Linked DNA regions of Homo sapiens: region 2 is linked to region 1. The links are chromatin loops, found by intact Hi-C in ENCODE. Cell type or tissue: PC-3. All regions are shown on one strand. Links, peaks and the distances in the headings refer to the core of each region. The heading gives the core; the rest is flanking DNA. Region 1 overlaps CDIN1 (CDAN1 interacting nuclease 1). Region 2 overlaps CDIN1 (CDAN1 interacting nuclease 1).

Region 1 (10,225 bases), core at 2,023-6,022:
GAAATGTACACTGTTTTTGCGTTGCATTATAATGGAAAACATAGAAGCAAGGCAGAAAATGTGTGTTTGCATTAAAGATGACTCGGTACTGTGAGCATTAAGTGTTGCAGTAGCAGCAAGTTCTACATGTTATATTAGCAAGGAAGGATGGCTTCCCTCACAGCTTCTGTCTGCTGCTATACACTGCTGCAGTCAACAAATGAGCAATTACCTATCAGTTACTAGATGGTTTTAATAGTCTAAGCAATGTCTACACAATCAGATAGGATAGTTAACATATAGAATGAATTTCTGTGCGCCTCCTAGGAAAACAAGTATTTTATTCTTTTTTTGTTTTTTCCATTTCTAGAGCAGAGTGCTTTTTTTTTTTTGCTTTTTTTTTTTCTTTTTTTGAGACAGAGTCTCACTCTGTTGCCAGGCTGGAGTGCAGTGGCGTGATCTTAGCTCATTGCAACCTCTGCCTCCCGGGTTCAAGAGATTCTCCTGCTTCAGCCTCCTGAGTTGCTGGGACCACAGGCCTGTGCCACCATGCCCAGCTAATTTTTGTATTTTTAGCAGAGACGGGGTTTCATCATGTTGGCCAGGATGGTCTTGATCTCCTGACCTTGTGGTCCACCTGCTTTGGCCTCCCAAAGTGCTTGGATTACAGGCGTGAGCCACCACGCCCGGCCAGCAGGCTGGTTTTTAAATGTATCTAGACTTGTTTGTTACAAGTTTATGCTATTAGTAACTTGAGGTATCTGAGCTTTAACTAGGAATTTAGTGATTGTCTTTTATGAAAAAGAAGAATAAGCTAGCAGCATTCCAGACACAGCATCTAGAAAGAATGTGATGCAAATATGGTACCCATCTATATAGATGATGATGTTGATTATATAAGTTTTATATCATAGCAATTTATATTCATTTGAATTTTTAATGGATAGTTCTATATCCATTAAATATTTAGCTGACCTCAGTTTCAGTCTTCTAGTAATATGGAAAAATTTAACCTACCAACACATTTTCTCCTACATCAATAAACCTTTTATTTACCATGAATATATAGCAGTATTTAGCCAAGAGAAAACGTAGTTGTTTAAAGACTTTTCCTCCGTTTTGGCTACAGACTAGTACAGAAAGAATAGCACTTTTCTATGAAATTGATAATGCATTAGGGAAATTTAGGAATGGCTGGTACCATATTATAGCTTCTAAACAACCAAGGTGCCATTTTTTCCAGATAGGTAATACTTAGATAACATACACTTGCATCTGGTGACAATTGATGTGATGGTAATACTTTATGAGCTGATATTTATTTAATCAGGGGAAACTATAAAAATTGATGAGAAATATATAGCATTGGTACATTACAGGGTGCAGCAACTCTCTTAGACAAGAGCATTGTATTTTTATTATCTTTTTGGGGGGCTAAGGGCTGTATGTGGTCATCATTGATTTTATAAATGTCTTCATACTACTTTTCCAGTTTCAAGTCTAAAATTGAACATTTTAGCAATTCACACTTCGTTAGTGATAATAAGATCAGTCATTCTGTTCTCTCCACACAAATATTTTCAAGTGAGATTTGAAGCACTATGCATTTTATTTACATGCTAAATTCTGACATGAAGCATGATGGCCCTATTTCAGAGAAAGATGGACACATGATTAATATGAAAATTAGGGAGATGCAAGTACCTGAACTAATAAGGTAGTCCTTATTCAGGCTGGACTACCTTCAGTAATTTCACCATTTTTCATGTGTCAGCTCTGATGTGGGTTACTAGGAATAAGCAGCTTCGTGGAAAGCATTTCTTTCTACTTGGGGAATTTAAGGGCATCCAAGTACATACGTATTTGAAAAAACTGTTCATACAAATGAAGCCAGCCTTTTTGTCTAGTTACTAAATCAAGATAAAATTTTGGTATGAATACGGGACTTGAAAACCTGTCAGGAAAAATTCATGGTGATAATATATGAGGAATGTTTGCTGTCTTCCACCTAAGATAAAAAGACTCGTTTTAGGGAAGCATTATTGTTCTTAAAAATGTGTGTTCCTATTTTTTGGTGAAATTAAGTAAATGGTTAATAAAAGATTTAAGAACCCCAAAGAAGACAATATCTTTACAAAATAGTAGATACATTTTTTATTAATTAAAATGACTGTCGGACTGAATATCCTTTGTTTTCTGACTGGTTCTTTATTTTAAAAAGTTACCACCCTGGGATCTGTATTAATTAAATTGGTAAGTAGTGTTTCAGATAAGGACGGTGATCTTATGTTGCAGATATTATATTGTTGTAATTTATTATTAACATCTCTGCAATGTAGTTGTCTTTTATCAAATAAAATATTTTAAATGTAAGGAATTTATACCAAAATTTCAGTTGTCTTTAAAGATAAAATCAGTAAAATCCTTATTTGGATTTGTCATATAAGGACATTTGACTCTGTTTTTGAAAACTGTCACTAAATAACAAAAAGGGCTTATTATTTGAAATTGCATTCAGAACAGTATAAATATAGACAGTTGCATAGAAAGAAGCATGGCTTGAATAAAAAATTATATTGGCCTACCAACAGAAAAAATTGAGGAGAGATGAAAAAAGCCTATTTCACTGTTTTAGACGAATGCTTTTTCTAAGTTGTTCCATCCTTTTTGCTCCAATGTTATATTCAATAAATTTGACCCATTTATTCTTTTCAACAGCCCAAACCATACTTGTTATAATTTTATTATAATGGAAGCCACCAAGGGTGGGAAAGATTTTAATGAATGATGCTTGCTATGGTTGATTAAAATTGACTTATTCTTCAGTGTTGACAAAATACTGGAGTATCCACTGCTCGCACAACTTGATAGTTTTAATTTTCTACTTCTGTTTTATAAAGGTGGACTATGCGCCCTCATTAATGGCTCGGCTTATACTGGAGAGGTTTCTACAGGAACACGAGGAAACTCCACGTGAGTTACCCTTTTTTCCTAATGGTACTCTTTTACTCCCTTCCCCAATTTAAAAATAATTTACACAGCATTTCAAGTCACTTAATGAGAGCCAGATTCCAAAACAGCTATCATGAACAGTTAATGACAATTAAATGCAATATAAAAGACCACCCACAACTTAAATACTCTTCAGAATAATGCTCTCTTCTTTGTCTAAATTCCACACTCAACCTCTCCATTGAGCTAAATAGACAATGTGTATCAAACTAAAAAATTGATTCATCTTCGTATATAGAATAAGATACATCATTTGAAAAACCATTGTCAGGAACTGGCTCTAAAAGAAACATTCATCCTTTTTATTTTAATTCAGCAAGACCGGAGAAATACTACTTCCAAATGCAAAGGTGAATTCCACTGGTCTTCCTACAAGAAAATAAAAAAGAAAAAAAGAAAAGAATAGAGCTACAGAAGGAGGTTCAAGCCTAAATTAATTTGCCACTGAAAAAATACATTTTGTTATTTTCTCTGTGTCAACTGCATGATTAAAACCGGCTGTTAAGTGAGCTCTGGGGATGTGCTCGTAAAAGATTTATGAGTAATATTCAATGTGATATTCAAAGTGAGTCATGAATATCAGGATAATTGCTCTCAGTGCTGGCTCTTTTACTAGGCAGGAGTTTGTCAACTGCCCCATAAATATTTGCCTAGTCTCATGTAAAAAAGACAATTTCATCTTCTGCATTTTTATTACCTAGTATAATGTTTACCTTTGGAGCTCAGCTGTGGTAGAATAGGTAAAAAGCTTTGGAATATGCTTTATGCACATAATCTTCCCTCTTTGAAAGTAGAAGATAATACCTGCTAAAACATCATTCAGTAGTACATGTTGGATTTTTATTTTTTTATATTTTGTCAGGGATTTTTTCCCTTTGATTTTCTTTGAATCTGCAGTTACCAGTGACTGGTGGCCCAGTTACCTTGTGAAGGTTTCATTTGAATGAATTAAGTACTTCCCCTAAAAATTCAATATCATTTCAATAGATGTAGCCTCCAAAGTAACCTGCAGTGATGCTTCATGAGCAAATCACATGATGTCAGAATGGTATGGTTTCGATTTAATCAAGAAAGAGATTAAAGTGGATGTGTGTTATTTTCAACTTCGCAGCAGCACCGCCATTTGTCAAAGTCAACCTTCTGATTGCTTTGGACCTACTGCTATCCAGGTCTTGTCAAAATAGTAGTCAGCATAGTCTGAAGCAGGTAGACTGGCCTATATAGAGCAGTATCAAACACAGTAAAACAGAATTCATTGACTTGTGAATTATGAAGTTAATAGGTTGATCATAAATTTTGTAGCCATTAATTTATCTTTATAACACTGGCACATCTTCAGTACATTTTTCTTTTTATTTTGTACCATTTTATACAGCAGAGTTAAATAGTACTGAATATAATTTTGATGTGTACTGTATATCAGAATCCTATAATTCCAATGCTAGGATTAAATGTCTTGCATGAATACACTGGAGAAGGACATGAGCATATTTAGAAACATACCAAGGAAAGGGTATTTCAAGAATGTGGCTGCTTGGAAAGGAGGCGAATGTAAATATTGTATGCTTGAATTACACTATGATTATGTATAATCAAATAACAGTATTTTGAAGCTTTTTCTTTTATAATTGGTTGGGTTAATGGTTGTTTCACTGTGAGTTGTTACAGAGTCAGGTTTTGTTTTTTTTTTTTTTTCCTGAGTAAAATCATGACAGATATTTGATGTTATTTTTAATCATCATACTAGGCTATTGTGAAGGCACCATTTTAACTCCCTATTTGCCAGTAGGCTGACTGCCAGTCAAAAATGCTGTATTAAAATATTTCTCTGGACAGAAAATGGTTTCAAAAATCTTTTATGATTATATGACAAACCATAATTGAGGGTTTATCATTTCAAAAAGTGACAGAAAATGTTAAAATTAATGCCAGGTTATAGAAGTCAATTAATTTGCTGATGGTGCTAGGTTATCTTCCTTTCTTTTCTTCGTCTTTTTCATTCTCTCTTTTTCCTTCCTTTTCTTTTTTTTTTTTTTTTTTCTTAAAGAACTTTAAGTTACTGTGGCTTATATTCTGACACTTTCTTCCCCTTCAGAGCATGGGCCTGGCTGGCCTTTGGCAATGAAATTCAATGCACATGGCTCCGCAGTCAAATCATCAAATTTCCCTGTGTGTATATTAGAGTTTTGTAATGTGTTTCCATTATGAAACAATGCGGGGATAATTGTCTTTGGTAGCAATTAGCTAACAGGTTTGTTCAGTGCTATTGGCAGAGGCATCCATCACCCCCTTCCCTGACCACACTTTTTGTCTAGTGTGGACTATGGAGATCAATAGAATTCTATATAGGGGAAATCACCTCAGCTTTAATGAGCTGCAAGTCTCAGTCTTGGCTTGTATTTTTAATTTTTTCCTCTTAAAACTAGAAATCAGGCAAAAAAATCCTATTCTTTTGGGGGTGGATTGTACTGTGTATTTACTATTACTTTCATTAGATCAATGCTCAGTTTTAAATTGTTTTTACTTCTGTAAAAAGGTATAGCTAATAGCATGGGACATATAAGCCATGTAATTTTGATAACATATACTTTAGGAATATCCACTTTAAGGAGTACTGTTGGGTTTCTCACGCGATAATTTTTAGGGTATGATATATACATTCTGTCTAGTGTCTCAGTAGTTAAAAAGAAACCTGAGTGGCTCTTGTGATGACAAACAATTTTGTTGTACACATTTTGTTATTGCCCCTGATTAAATAATGTTCTATAGCCTTTTAGACTACTTTTGTGTTGTACTGTTGCTTAGCCTCACAACAAAACTAGTGTACTGATAGGATACGTATTTTGAGTTGAGCTCTGCAGGGACTGAGTATAAGTGCCTTGGCCATCATCCTATGATTATTACTACATAAAGCTGGTCCTAGAACCCAGATTCCAAGTTTTATCTGTTCAATTGAATTATTTTTCTTCCTCCCAAATTAGACATGAGGAAGTTTATCCATGTTGTGCCATTTTCTCTTCCTCATGAAATCTGAAGTGAGGCTGTTCTGGGAGAGAATAGCATCTCTGGTTTTCTGTGGCCTCGGAATCACCCAGGGAGGTGGGTGGAGCATGTGAGGCCAGTGTACAGGTGAGTTGTAAATGGAGTGGTAGCAAAGGGTGTGAAGTGGATGGCAGTGCTGGTGCTCACACTCAAGGCTTCCAGCTCCTTGTCAACAACTCTTTTTATTGCATTACACTGAATAAAGTAGCAGTTAGAATAATTGTTGGGGAAATGCTTTTAGACTAGCATTGCAGGTTTTCCTGTCACATCACAGACCTGGGTAAAAGCAGGAGATAAAGAGCTCTTCACTCATCATGCCATCAATCCAAGTGATTGAACCCTACCCCACTCAGTAGCCTTTCTTCCTAGCAGAGGATATTACCAACAACATTATGATTAATAATAAGTAATAGGGAGACTCTGTTTGGATGTGTTTTTTTTTTAAAGTCAGTCGTTATATTTTTAACAAATCATTTAAGTGTCAAAGTATCAAAATACATATTTTTCTGTTTTATACCGTGTTTTCTAATTGCATTGAGAGTATAATTGGAAAGTGCTGACCAGTTACAGACTGAGTTGCTTAAGGAAGGCTAAATTTTACTCCCATGTTTTATAGTCTACCCCTGGGATCACCTTTCCATCTTAACTTTTACAAGAATGCTAGTGATTTTACCTGTTTTTTTGTTATTGTTCAATGCTCCCTGATTTTAGCACAGGTCCTGCTCCCTATTAACTTTCAAATGTTAAATGTGTGAGTGAGTGATGAGTAAATGAGTAAGTTTCACACTAATAATGGTGACTTTCTACTAGGAGCATTATAGAAAATCTCTGTTAATGAAAACTCTAAGTATAGAAAACTGTTAATGAAAATTTTATGAGTAGACATGATAATGGAAATATCCTTAAACAGGATAAAATTGTCTAAATGTTCAGTCCTTTTATGAAAATCAATCCTCTATAACTTATAAGGTGAACACTATTATTAATAGGGAGGTTGACATTATAATAAAATTGTAAATCGACCATGTTTACTGCTACTGAGTCTGAATATAAGGCAGATTAAAATTTCTGAAGAACCATTGAGAAAATACCTCAATCCTCATTATAAACTGATGTTTTTGCTTATGTCCTGGAGATTTTATACAGCTTACCTTTGCTTTCTTTCATGTTGCTGTTTAATCTTTCTGGCTTTGGGATAGACCGAGGTTAATAGTCACATCATTTGAAACTGAGCCATACAGTTGAATGTAATTTGCCGTAAAGATGAATGTTTTGTAGAGTTCCTCTTTATTTTCTTAAGGGAATGTGCTTTTCAACATAATGTGTATAATCCCTGCCTCCACACACACACCAGAATGGGATTATGATTTCCCTGATGGGATTACTAAATTTTGTTCTTACTTTTTGAATGAGCTTAATTTTAGTTTTCAAACAAACTGGTTTATACCTTTTGCCAGTATGCTAGGCCATCAAAAGATGGTACAATCATCTTCAAAACCTGAGTTTCAGTATGCTAGGCCATCAAAAGATGGTACAATCATCTTCAAAACCTGAGTTTAATAGAAGAAAGTATGAGAAGGCATCCAGTAGGTGTTTAGATCTGATTAGACTTTGAGTGGTCCCTTTCTAACAATAAGAGGATATTAATTCCTTTGGAATTCATGTTCTTCATTCCTCTGCAGATTGTCAAGAGCTATTTGAATCCTAACTATATTCCAGGCACTATGTTAGGTGCTACAGTGGATGGAAGAAAGGATAAAACTCATCAAAGAACTCATAGTTTAGTGGAATGTATCATGTGTGTACGTAACACAAATCGAGTATCCCTTATCTGAAATGTCTGGGACCAGAAGTGTTTCAGATTTTAGTTTTTTTTTTTTTTTTTTTGGATTTGAAATATTTTCATTATACTTACTGGATGAGCATCCAAAATCCAAAATCCAAAATGCTCCAATGAGCATTTCCTTTGAAATGCTCAAAACGTTTATGGAGCATTTCAGATTTCAGATTTTTGAATTTGGGATGCCCAACTTATGATCCTGTCTGTGCCTTTAGAGGTAAAAACATCTCTTTGAAAGGAATCAAAGAAGAGATGTGTTCTAGTTTGTAGAATTAGAGGAAGCCTCATGGATTGAGGCTTCAAGAGAAGACAATTTAAGACAGAGAACTCTATGAACAAAGAAAGTTTGTATGTACAATCTTAGTGGGAATTAAAGTTGGACAAATTCAGATGGGGTTATATGATGGAAGATACTGAAATCCAGACCTAGGTATTTATATTTAAATTAACAGGGAATGGGAAGCCACTGTTGGTTCTGAATAGCAGAGTGACTTGATGAGAGCTTTTATTTAGTTTTTTATGACAGTGCTTTTCAACAAGACAGATACGGAAGATATCTGAAATGGTGTGGCTGTATCTCCACCAAATCTCATCTTGTAGTTCCCCGTAATCCCCACGTGTTGTGGAAGGGACCCAGTAGGAGGTAATTGAATCATGGGGGGCGGTTACCCCCATGCTTTTGTTCTTGTAATAGTGAGTGAGTTCTCACAAGATCTGATGGTTTTATACGGGCTCTTCCTTTTTGCTCGGCACTTCCCCTTCCTGCCACCATGTGAAGAAGTATGTGTTTGCTTCCCCTTCCACCATCATCGTGCTGAACTGTGAGATAACCAGGATTTGTGTAATTCCTAGCACTTTCCTATAACTCCACCACCTCTCTTCCACTCAAGGAAGCAAATTGGAATAAAACCGAAGGAGAGTACTATTACAGAAATAGCTAAATCAACTCTCATTTATTTAAAAGTACTTTTAAATAGATTTGGTATTAGTTATAAATAACTTGCAGCTCACTTTGTAATAGATCATGACACAGAACTATGTGTTGTTGACCGCAGTTAAGAACCAAGGTTGAAGATGATCCAGCAACACTGTAAAATGTGTTGAAGTAAGGTAATTCTGAGTGTAGTGAGAAAGACCAACTAATAAGCTATTGCATTATCTTTAGCAAACTTCAGGTCTGAACTACGGTTTACAATGAAAGTAATAAAGGAAATAAAGTCTGTAGACATGGCAATTTACTGGATACTGGTAGTGAGGAAGTAAAAGGAACCCAGGATGCATCTGAGATTTAAAAGTTGGGTATCTCATGCTAAGAGGAATAAGAGTTGCTTTGAATGAGAGAAGGGAAAAAATGGAATTCACTTCAGGCTATGAAATTCAGGTTCCAGACCACAGTTTATAGAAGAGTTTTATAAATGTGGAAGTGTGGGCTTCTTTCTCAGAGCCCCATATTTAGATTTGTGAATCATGTATAAACGGAATGGTTTTTCCAAGCAATTTCAAATAGGAGGAAGCACTCCGCATTCTACATGTGAACCCTCATTTGATTCTTAATTATTCAAGTGTTTATTTAATCCACAAAATTATTAATGATTAAATTTTCATTTGTATACCTACATATTTCAAGAATGAATACCTTATTGAGAAGTGAATACATTGAGCTTCTCTAGCTCATTCTAGAGGGTAATGCTTCCAACTGTTCGCAAGCCTCCTGTTTATTGATCACACTTTTTTTTTTTGAGACGGAGTCTCGCTCTGTCGCCAGGCTGGAGTGCAGTGGCACATTCTCAGCTCACTGCAAGCTCTGCCTCCCGGGTTCACGCCATTCTCCTGCCTCAGCCTCCCAAGTAGCTGGGATTACAGGCGCCCACCACCACGCTTGGCTAATTTTTTGTGTTTTTAATAGAGACGGGGTTTCACCATGTTAGCCAGGATGGTCTCGATCTCCTGACCTCGTGATCCGCCCGCCTTGGCCTCCCAAAGTGCTGGGATTACAGGCCTGAGCCACCGCGCCCAGCCTGGTTACACATTTATTAAGAGGGAAATATTATTTCCTTATGCATTGCATGAGGGTGCTTTTTATATTCTTGTAAAATATTAAAACATGAGGAAAGTTTTAGTTAACAAACTTTTAAAGCTTCTGCATGATGCTATGTTTTCAATTTCTTGAAAGCTCCACTGTATCATATTTTATCCTTTGAAATGTGTTGGCCTAGACAATTCAGATGAAATTCTAGGAGTAGGAATGAACTTATTTTGGAATCTATGCTTTTATTGATAAAAAGTCGTATCTTTGGTTAGGCATTTTCTTGTATCTGTTTGTAGACTTGCTTTTTACTACTGGTGAAATGA
Region 2 (10,225 bases), core at 4,121-8,120, 120 kb after region 1:
AAAACTCTAGGTGATGCCAAAGAACAGCTCAGTTTGAGAATGAATATTACAAAATACTGGTGCTTAAGACTGCTGGATAGTGATGAGAAGTCACAGGACATAGGAGTGCCTCAGGGGAGGAAGAGAGGATAAATAAGAACTGGAAAGGGACTGGAGGAAACCCAGGCCATTCTGTATCTCATTCTGAGGAATGGTTACTTAAGATTTTTATATTTTATATTTCTTATTGTATATATTGTATACCCCAAGGGTGGAGGGCTAGGGAAGGGATAGCATTAGGAGAAATACCTAATGTAGATGACGGGTTGATGGGTGCAGCAAACCACCATGGCACATGTATACCTATGTAACAAACCTGCACATTCTGCACATGTATCCCAGGACTTAAAGTATAATAAAAAATAAAAAACAACAAAAAAAGAAAAAGTAAAGTAATAATAATAATACATACACAGGCACACTGATAGCTGGTCCTACCCTTAGGGATTCTGATTTGTGTGGCCTGGGCATCGATGTGTAAAGCTTCCCAGCCAATTGTGGTGCACAGCCAGGGCTGGAAACCATAGCTCTAGAAGGAGGCTCACTGGTTGCTTTCAACCACGCTTCAAGTTAGCAGTGCCATGGCCAGGTCTCTGTAGACCAGCATCTGGCTTCAGCCTTCTATTTTATCCATTCACAAGAATCAGGCAGGTGAAAGAAGACAGTGGCTCCCGCCTGTAATCCCAGCACTTTGGGAGGCCAAAGCAGGCAAATCACGAGATCAGGAGTTCGAGACCAGCCTGGCCAACATAGTGAAACCCCGTCTCTACTAAAAATACAAAAAATTAGCTGGGCACGGTGGTGGGTGCCTGTGATCCAGCTACTCAGGAGGCTGAGGCAGGAGAATTGCTTGAACCAGGGAGGCGGAGGTTGCAGTGAGCAGAGATGGCGCCATTGCACTCCAGCCTGGGTGACAGTGTGAGACTCAGTCTCAAAAAAAAAAAAAAAAGAAGATAGACTCACACAAACCAAACTCACAGCAACTGACTGAATTCTGTAGTCCTGTGCATTCATGCTGTTAAAAGAAATCTGTCAACAGACCAGAAGCATTTGTTTCAGGGACAGAAGTGAGGATCCTCTTTGGTTCTTCTTTTCTTAGATATTATGTTAACAGTTACCCTATTGCCAACACATCATATCTTCAAGTAGAGTGTACTGTCCCTTATCCACAATTCTGAAATCCCAAAAAGCTATGAAAACTGTATTTTTTTTTTAGTAAGGTGGTGTCAAAACATATTTAGCAATAAAACCTGACCAGAACTCATGTAAAGTTAGTTGAAGGCTTTACTTACTTTACTTGGCGCAAATCGTCATATGTTTTTCTTTGGATATATGAATACATTTGATTGCATGGTGCTGCTTTGTTCCCCACTCTGGGTATAACATAATGTACAATATTTATAAATTTCTAAATCTGATAAATTTAGTTCTTGAAGCCATCTGGCCTAAAGGCTTCAGGTAAAGGATTATGATAGCTTCTTTATATATTAAATTCCCAAAGGACCTCCTCTGGTCTTGGGTAATAGCCCAGCCTCAGGGCAGTCCATTTTCTAACCACTTTTGGTTTGACTATGCTGGCAGGCAATGATGTTCATCTCAGCAGGGACCAACTCAGTCTTGCTTCCCATTGCTGTGCACAAAGCCTGGAATGGTGAGGCCCTGATAGATACATACTGAGGAAATACAGCAATCTATGGTGCATTGATTTCTCTAGTTTTGCTGTCAGAGGGTGACCTTTTCCAGTCTTCTCCCTAAATCCTGGGAGCACCATGCTCTGATAGGATCTGTTGAGCTGTATCTCCAAATTCCAAAAGAATTGTGTTAACAGAGGAAATCAGTTATTTAAATATATTGTTATAGAGAGTGGATTGATTCCTAAAGAGAGGAAAGAAAAACCTGTATAACGCAAATAGATTCTGTTGCAAGAAACTAGTAGTATTAGCACTATAGTAGTAACAGTAATGCTTTGTTCTCTCCTCCCTCTCCTGCATTGTAGTTACATGCATATTTCATCTGCTAGTGTTCAGGCAGACTTTTAGAATCAAGAAGCCCCTCATTCTTCATCCTGTTTGTGGGGGGTGGGGGGAGGTTCAGGAAAAAAATATCCCAGGTGTGCCTTTGGTGTTCAGTTTTTCTTACCCTAATAGCTATATGGGTCTAGTGATCTGGGCTCAGACAGTGACTGAAAACTGAGATTTCTCTCCACTCTTGCCAATGGCACTTGTCTCTGAGGGATTTTCAGGATCTAGGGCTATTGGTCCCATGGTGGATGGGGCAGTACATCCATCCCTTATTCTCTAGATCTGTGCTGTTCAACAGAACATTCTGCAATAATGGAAATGGTTTATATCTGTACTGTCTAATACCATAATCACTAGCCTTATATTGCCATTCAACACTGGAAATGTGGCTAGTATAACTGAGAAACTGAAATTGTAATTGTATTAGTTATTTTTTATTTTGATTTTAATATTACACGTGGCTAGTGGCTACTGTATTGGACAGCACAGGTCTAGATCTGGGGTACAGGCTCTTTTCATTCTGACATAAATGGCTGAGGCATTCTAAGGCTACCCAGAGAAGATCACTCAACTCAGCCTTAAAGTATGGGATGAAATAATTCCAGGCAGAAGCAGAACAAGTAAAGCAAAACAAAAACAAAAACCAAAGCATAGAAATGCTAAAGAACCTGGCACATTCAAAGAACTGTATCTGACTCTATATGGCTAGATATTATTATAGTGTAGGTTGGGTGAGAGGTACTGGGAAAGTGGTAGGAAGTGAATTTTCTGAAAAGACCTTTCAACTTGTCAGGCTAGGGATAAACCCTTCAGGGTGTTTAAAGGTGCTCCTGTAATGTCAGCTGCTATTCTGAGGCTAAGAACTCTGACAAGGAGTTATCTGTGCCACTTGGCAAATGTCTCCAGTCCTTGACACCTCTGAAAGCTACTTCCTGCACACCAGAAGCATAGTTTGGCATGGAATGTCCTCCTGAAGTTGAACTGCGAAGAGATTTCTTGTGGTTTCTGCAGATGGCTACTGTGCAGTACTGGGAGTCAGAGAAGAGTCTTCTCAGGGACCTGAGTTTAGGGCCGCCTTCCCACACCCCCAGGCACCTGCCGGCAAGTAACTGACAGGGGTGTGTGTGTGTGTGTGTGTGTGTGTGTGTGCGCGCGCGCGCATGCATGAGGGGAGACACAATCATAGCCCCTTAGGTTACTAGAGACAGGATTTAAACTTAGATGAAGGGTCACTAGTCCTCCTCCAATACTCTCCAAGGGTTAACAAACTGGAAATTCATCTAAACAAAATAAGCACGACCTATTCCTACTCTGGTTGTTTTTTTCCCCCAATTGATAAGTTGAGCTATTTGGAGGGGACGTCTGTACCATGTGTTTTTCCTATACTAAAATTTTAAAAGTAATTCAAAACGTTCATTTTCACGGACCTAGGACAGTCTAAAATAAATTGAACCAAGAATTTAACTTTTCATTTAGCAAAAAAAAAAAAGTTTTTCTCTGAAGGGTAGGAAGACTTTGCAAAGGTTATCATAATTCACATTTTTTCCTTATTTAAAAAGAAAATCCCAATGTGCTGTTGGTAGTTTTCCTCTTTTTCTTCTGAATCTGATTCTGCTTTGACTTGAGTTTTGTTGGTAGAACAGTTGCAGATTTGACTCTTACAAGTCAAACATATGACCGTGTGATTAGTAGACTTCCTCAGGTGCACAGTAGGTTATTCAGGCCATCTTACACTCCTAGGACTGGTCTCCAGGAGAAACAAAGTGAGATACAAAAAGAAAATAAATCTGTCGCATTATTAAATTTGTGCTCTTGACGCCTGCAGTTGTTGACTGTAGCAAGTGGGGGTTAAACTGTCAGCTTGACAACTTGTAAAGCTCTTTATCATAGAAAGCAAGAAAAAAAATCAATGCTGAATTACCTCAGGAATATTATTGATGACATAAATGTCATTTTCTGTTTTTATTACTTTTTATTGTATTTAGCTTGTAATTCAAACCACTTTCTAATTAATTTGGTTTGGCTCAGTTGGAAATAGAAAAAGCTAACTATCTAATAGGTGACACATGTCGCAGAGAAACCTTACAACATCCCCATTTCCCTGAGATCAATCAGCCATGAAATAACTTACCAAACTTTTGTTTTTCTAGCAAATTCTTAAGAAATACAATGAAATTAAATTTGTCTAGTCCAAAGAAACGGGAAGAAACATGAATGAGCAAAAGTGACCTGAAAGCCCAGTTTTATCTAGCTGTAATCTCTCGTCTAGTTGTTAAAATATCCCGAAGCACTCGATCATGTTGCATTTTAATTTCAAAGCCATGTGTTGTATTAGCAAAGTGCACATGTTCCTGATTTGAACTATGAGTTCCCCGGCTGTTAACCAGAATTCTCGGCTGGCACGGACAAGGTCTCCAGGAGGTCAGAGGCCTAGAGTCTACATCTTGGTTAGATCTTACCCGTGTGGAAACCAGAAGCCTGGGTCAGGCAGCAGTGCCTATGACAGGCCCTGATTAGATTAGGACTACATTTATCAACTACACAGAGAGCACACTTAACCTTTCAACTCAAGAGTCTTGATGTACCTTTATTTTAAAACAAAAAGGTGAATGTTACTCTGCCAAAGTCTTGATCCAATAGCAATGAAGTATAACATGCAGCTTTTTCTAATTTCATCTATTACCAGATTTACACAGGGACAATATGCAAGATGTATACCCTGACAAGCGTTTTATCTGTTTTCTAAATGTATAAATATGATATTTCGATATTTATAGAAACCTACTTCGTAATTTTACATTATGTTCATTTTTTTCCTTAAGAGCTTAGAATTTTTCTTTGGTTTCTACCTGGATTTACTTACTGTATATATGTATGTACGTATGTATGTATTCATTCATTTAGATTTAGTAGATTAGAACTATTCTAGTAATCGATTAATATATCATGAAAATCCATCTGTGGAAGGAGTAACAAGCTGCTTTTAGAAACTTGATTTCTTTTTATTCTCCCAAGTATTTGGCTTAAATATTTCTTTGAAACATCACTTAATTTTTTCAAATATGTGGTTTAATTTTCTAGGAAGTAACGACTAAACTTTTAACAAGACAAATTGAATAATACAGTTTTACAGTAGGTTTTTCAAGTACGACCCATTCACATTCTTCTGATGAGCCTTTGATCAAGTCTTTCACTGCTGGGCAGTCTTACCTCACAGATTTAGGATATGTCAGGGACATCTGTGTCCTCCTAAATCTGTATTGGAGAGAATATTCAGGGAACATACATGGTGGTGATAGAATCATGGTATGGGGAATGGTCTGAATTCACCACCAATGAACACCTGAACTCTCTTCATTCATTTATCTTCTAGTTCCTCACTGAGCACCTACCGTGTTGATCAGGTGGAGAGAACACTCCCTGGCCTCTTGAAACTAACTTTCTACTTTCCCAGTTCTGCATCAGAATCCTTGTTCTATGCCAGTGCCAAGTCACATAGAGCTAAAAAATATTCTTCTTGGTAATCATGCACAGGCTGTAGCCTTCAAAATAAAATTATTCTTCGTGCTAAAAGGATGGTGTTTTCTGTCATTATATTGTTTCTGCAGTATGCTTGTTCAGTTATGTAAACTCATTTTCTGTGACATTTATAGGATCCTGGCCTAGAATGCAGGTTTAAAGGAGGAAAAGGCAGCAAAGAGCTTTGGTAGAAATAATTATTTCCCTGAGTAAAAGAAAGATAAAATGAGTTCATTTAAATTATAGTAAAAGTGGTTGCCAGTCGCCCAACATAGTGATCTCTTTTTTTTCCTTACCTAAATGAAATCTAAATCTTAGAGCCATTTTGAACGTTTTCTAAAACATGAGGTTGTTTTGCCAATTCGCTTTCATTTGGAAATAATTTTTAAATTTCCTATTATATCATAAACTTTGAATTTCAAAAACTGCTGCATGAAGCGCTGTTTTCATCTTTTTGTCCCAATATTTTTGATGCCACACTTCTGATCTTAAGGTTATATAATTTTAAAGGTTAGTCTGAATTTGATATTTACTGGGGAAAAAAATACTTATCAGTAGGGATTACCATTATCTTGGTTGTTGATGGGCACATTTTTTAATAGTGCTTACTTTACTGGATGTGTATTTAATAGGTCCATCAGCAATATTTACTGAGCCCAGAGTGTGAATAGAATGAAAATGTTTTCAACGTTGTGGCTAATTAGTGACGGGAGAAAAAAAGAAATACTTGAGCTTAAATTGTTTTAATAATTTCCTCAGTTTCTAAGTAAATCTCTGCACCCACACACCCTACCAAACTCACTTGCTCATTTCAGGTCACCTTATGTTGGACAAACCCTTTTAGAGTTACGCTTTGTTGGTTTTTAGATCTGAAAAAAAAAAAAAAAGGTCCATTGTCCATTCCCTCCCTCTCCCTGTTTTTCAGAAACTTATTTTATATTTAAAGGTTGCCAACATTCTAGCTGTCAAGGCCACACACAGTCAACCATTTGGACATCTAATCAACATTCAGAAGACATTTATTGAGCCCCTACTGTACACCAGACTCTGTTTTAGACATCAAGTTTGCATCTCAAGGTTTCTATTTATATTTTTATTTTTTGAGACAAGATGTCACTCTTTCACTAGGGCAGTGGCCCAGTCTCGTCTCACTGCAACCTCCGCCTCCCAGGCTCAAGCAATCCTCCCACCTCAGCCTCCCAATTAGCTGAGACTACAGGTGAGCAACACCATGCCTGGCTAATTTGTGTATTGTTTGTAGAGATGGGGTTCTGCCATGTTGCACAGGCTGGTCTCGAACTCCTGGGCTCAAACCATCTGCCCGCCTCGGCCTCCCAAAGTGCTGGGATTATAGGCATGATCCTGTGTACCCAGCATCTCAAGTCTTCAAAGGCAATTGGAAGATATATCTGATGACCTAGTTAATTCTGCTGGAATTGGTAGCCTCTGAAATGCTTGGGTGATCCCTTCTGGGTCTTCACTTGCTTGATTTTAGGATGTTTCTCCCCCTTGTGAAGAGAATGCAATGTTCAGCGTGCTCAGGAATGTAATCCTGAATATCAGATACCAAGTTACCACGGGCCTGGCTTAGACTGAGTATAAGACCTCTGTTTTTAGGGTTGTTGGCTTTGTCACCGTCAGGTCTTTTCTGCCTCTCACGCACTGCTGTTAGGAAGTCCTGAAGCTACTGACCCCCACAGATGCCTCAGATTGGGAGGACACACGTCAGGAAAGGATGAGAGTGACATGGGATCAGCCTGGAAGGCAGCCCGAGAAAGTGGAGGAAAGTAGAGGGTCTGTGTTCCTAGTGCTATTTAATTAAATCTGAAACTCCTTTTTATGGGTACTTATCATTTTACCCTCTGCTACCTACAAACTTTTTCTTCTGTTTTGCCTTTAATCTAAAGTATTTTAATAAGGCTCCCTTCCACATTCCTATCCTCTGCAATTGTTTTACATCTCTCCTTGCAATTATCCCAGAAAATAGTCTCTATATGACTTGATTTTGAAATGTTTCTTAGAATTAATCAATAACACCTTGAGGTTTTCCAGTTTAATTTGTATGTATTTATCTTGGCATATAGTGCACATCTCTCTAGCATGCAATTTTGTAGTTGTTTGGATGTTGGCAGGTTTTAGGGGTGGGAGGGGAGAAAGTTGTATTTTTAGCTATAGTGATTCACTTTGTAAATGGTGTACACTGTCGTCTGTCCTCCAGTTGATTTACTGCATATGGAATCAACTCACTCTAAGCACACCCTACAATTTCAGTGGTTTACAAAACCAATAAAAATATAAAATGCTGAAATAAATATTTAAGATTCCTTTTCTGCATTGCACTAAAGATATGATGGAAATAAATTGTAAAAGAAAGTATTTGCACTTGAGGAATTCAGGTAAAAGTCATGAAGCTATAATTGAAAACAGGATTGTAGGAGCCGAGTAAGACTGGGGGGAGATAATTAAATTTTACTATTTGTCTTATTTTTAATCATATATTCATTTACACAAAGCCAGTCTTGATGGACTACAAAATACACCATATGTTGTCATTTTAAAATAAAGTTTTGTATTTAAATTAGGCATGTGTGCTATGTGGCTGTATGCCACCACTCCCTGCATTAAAATCCTTCTCAACACGGGGCTTCAAGGAAACCACTACCAAACAATTAGAGTTCCCTAAACAATGAATCTATTCGCTATATAATTTTTAGATGCACCTCCAGCCTTACTCCTCCTTCACAGACCCTCTGCTCTAGCTCGCACAGTTTTCTTATTCTCTTACAAACATGGCAGCTTCCTTCAGTAAAGATCAACTCACAACCCAGCCTCCACCTAAGTTCATTTTTTTCCTTTGGTGTTCAAATCTCGCTCCCTACAGAAAACTTTTCCTGGAGACTATAGCCCAAAGACAGATTTCAGTGGTTCCCAAGTCAGACTGCATATCAGATTTAATGGAGACAGCTGTTCAAAATGTAGATTCCTGAGCCTGCCCCAGACCACCTTACTCAGATTGTGTCTAAATCTAGGAATATGTGTTCTATCTTGCTCCTCAGCCAATTCCTATGCAACTGCTTGGCATTCTCCATTCGTGTTTTGGGAACCACATGGGTGACGGAAAGAATCAGTAATTCTGGAGTCTGTTGGACCTGAGTTCAGATCTTAGCACCTGCACTTATTAGCTGACCAGGTTACCAGACTTCTCTGGGCCTCAGAGACTACAAAATTGCAGTTTCTTTTCCAAAGATTTTTTGTTTTGTTTTTTAGAGGAAGGATGCTCTGAAAGTTGAAGATACCACCCAACTAAGTTGGTACATCAAGTAGTGTGAATATAGTCTTCTGAAGATGGTCCTATGAAACAGACTGCTTTTCTGAGTGGGGTGTGGTAGCCAGTCTCGTTTATGATGTGGTCATACTGAGTAGCAGTGGCATTTCCCTCCCTCCCTTCTTCTAAAGTTCAAATGAGTTTTCTCTCTTCAATCTAGAACTCCCATAGTCATTTACGTTTAGAATGATTCCAAATGGAGAGTGAGTCTCAATTTCCTGTGCACTGAAGCACCCGTTGTATGGTGTATAAAGATATTGGGAACACTAGTGCCTTTTTGGGACCTGAGACTATTTAGATATTAAAGTAGATTTCAGAGCCATTTAAAGCAGATTTTTCAGTTCCTCATTCAGGAAAAGAGAATGGCAGTCTCAGAACTGGAAGGGACCTCAGCCCTTTTACTGAGTCTTCATGCCTTTATGCCAATAAATGCTTGGATCAGAAAATCTCATTGGCTCACCAAGCTGAGTCAGGAAACCTACCTGTAATAAGACATGTGTAAACCAAAACTATCAAACATTTTAAATTGTTTTAAATTGATGTTTTAACCAATGGCTGCCATCCATTGTACTATAATTGAATTAACTCGTATAGATAGAATCCTATTAGGCAGGTGGATTCCTTTATAGACTACCATATTTAGACACACACCTCCACCCCACCTTCTCTTGAAAGCTTTTGAAAAGGAATCTTTCCCAAAGGTTGATTTGACTATCTGCAGTGGAAAAACCTTGAAGAGTTAGGTAACCTCATTTACTAAAACAAAAAGCAAAGTGTATTTGTTGCATATTAAGTACTTGTCATGAGATGGATTCTGGACCAGTGATTTTATAATTATTAATTCTATGTGTATCTCTTATTAATTCTAATAACTGTGCAATAGAGTAGATACTATTGTTTCTATTTTACTTATAAGAACACTGAGGCCTGCTCAAGGTCAGAGAACTAGTAAGTGGCCGAGCTAGGAATCCAACACACGTCCAACTCCAAGGACATTTCATAGCAAGAAATGACAGACCATGATTTAGGCTGAGGTTTCTAAAATTTTGAATTCAATATTAATTATACCTATGAACTTTCTCCCTGCATAGCTTTCCACATATGCAACATTTTGCATACCGTTTCAAAAGGTCCAAGGACGCCCCAAAGTCCAGGATATCACCAATGAGTATGTAACTCTAGATTTAGCTTGACAGGAAAGATTGTTAAATAATTACAAGATAAATAAACAAATTCCTCATGTACCTCACATGTGGAATTTAGCACCATAGATGGTAATACAAAAGAATAATCTAATGAATGCATGTGTTACATTGGGCTT

The links. A loop is a pair of places that touch in the nucleus more often than their neighbours do. Peaks named below come from ENCODE experiments on the same cell type or tissue, not always from the same donor. Only the 100,000 strongest peaks of a DNase experiment are listed, where the experiment ranks them.
Region 2: a loop joins it to region 1, with 2.2 times the contacts of the local background. A loop is called at or near these places in 1 of 110 quality-filtered maps.

The regions. Positions count from the first base shown.
Region 1 is chr15:36,654,954-36,665,178 of GRCh38, forward strand. CDIN1 (CDAN1 interacting nuclease 1) reads left to right here. Exons shown (of 11, transcript NM_001321759.2): 5 at 2,880-2,952. Among named protein-coding and RNA genes, the nearest start is that of CDIN1, 80 kb to the left of the region's middle. In PC-3, for the core only: no CTCF peak of the experiment used is centred there; a DNase peak (open chromatin) is centred at 3,578; H3K27ac peaks cover 688 bases.
Region 2 is chr15:36,770,956-36,781,180 of GRCh38, forward strand. The region is part of intron 10 of CDIN1 (CDAN1 interacting nuclease 1); the gene reads left to right. Among named protein-coding and RNA genes, the nearest start is that of CDIN1, 200 kb to the left of the region's middle. In PC-3, for the core only: no CTCF peak of the experiment used is centred there; no DNase peak of the experiment used is centred there.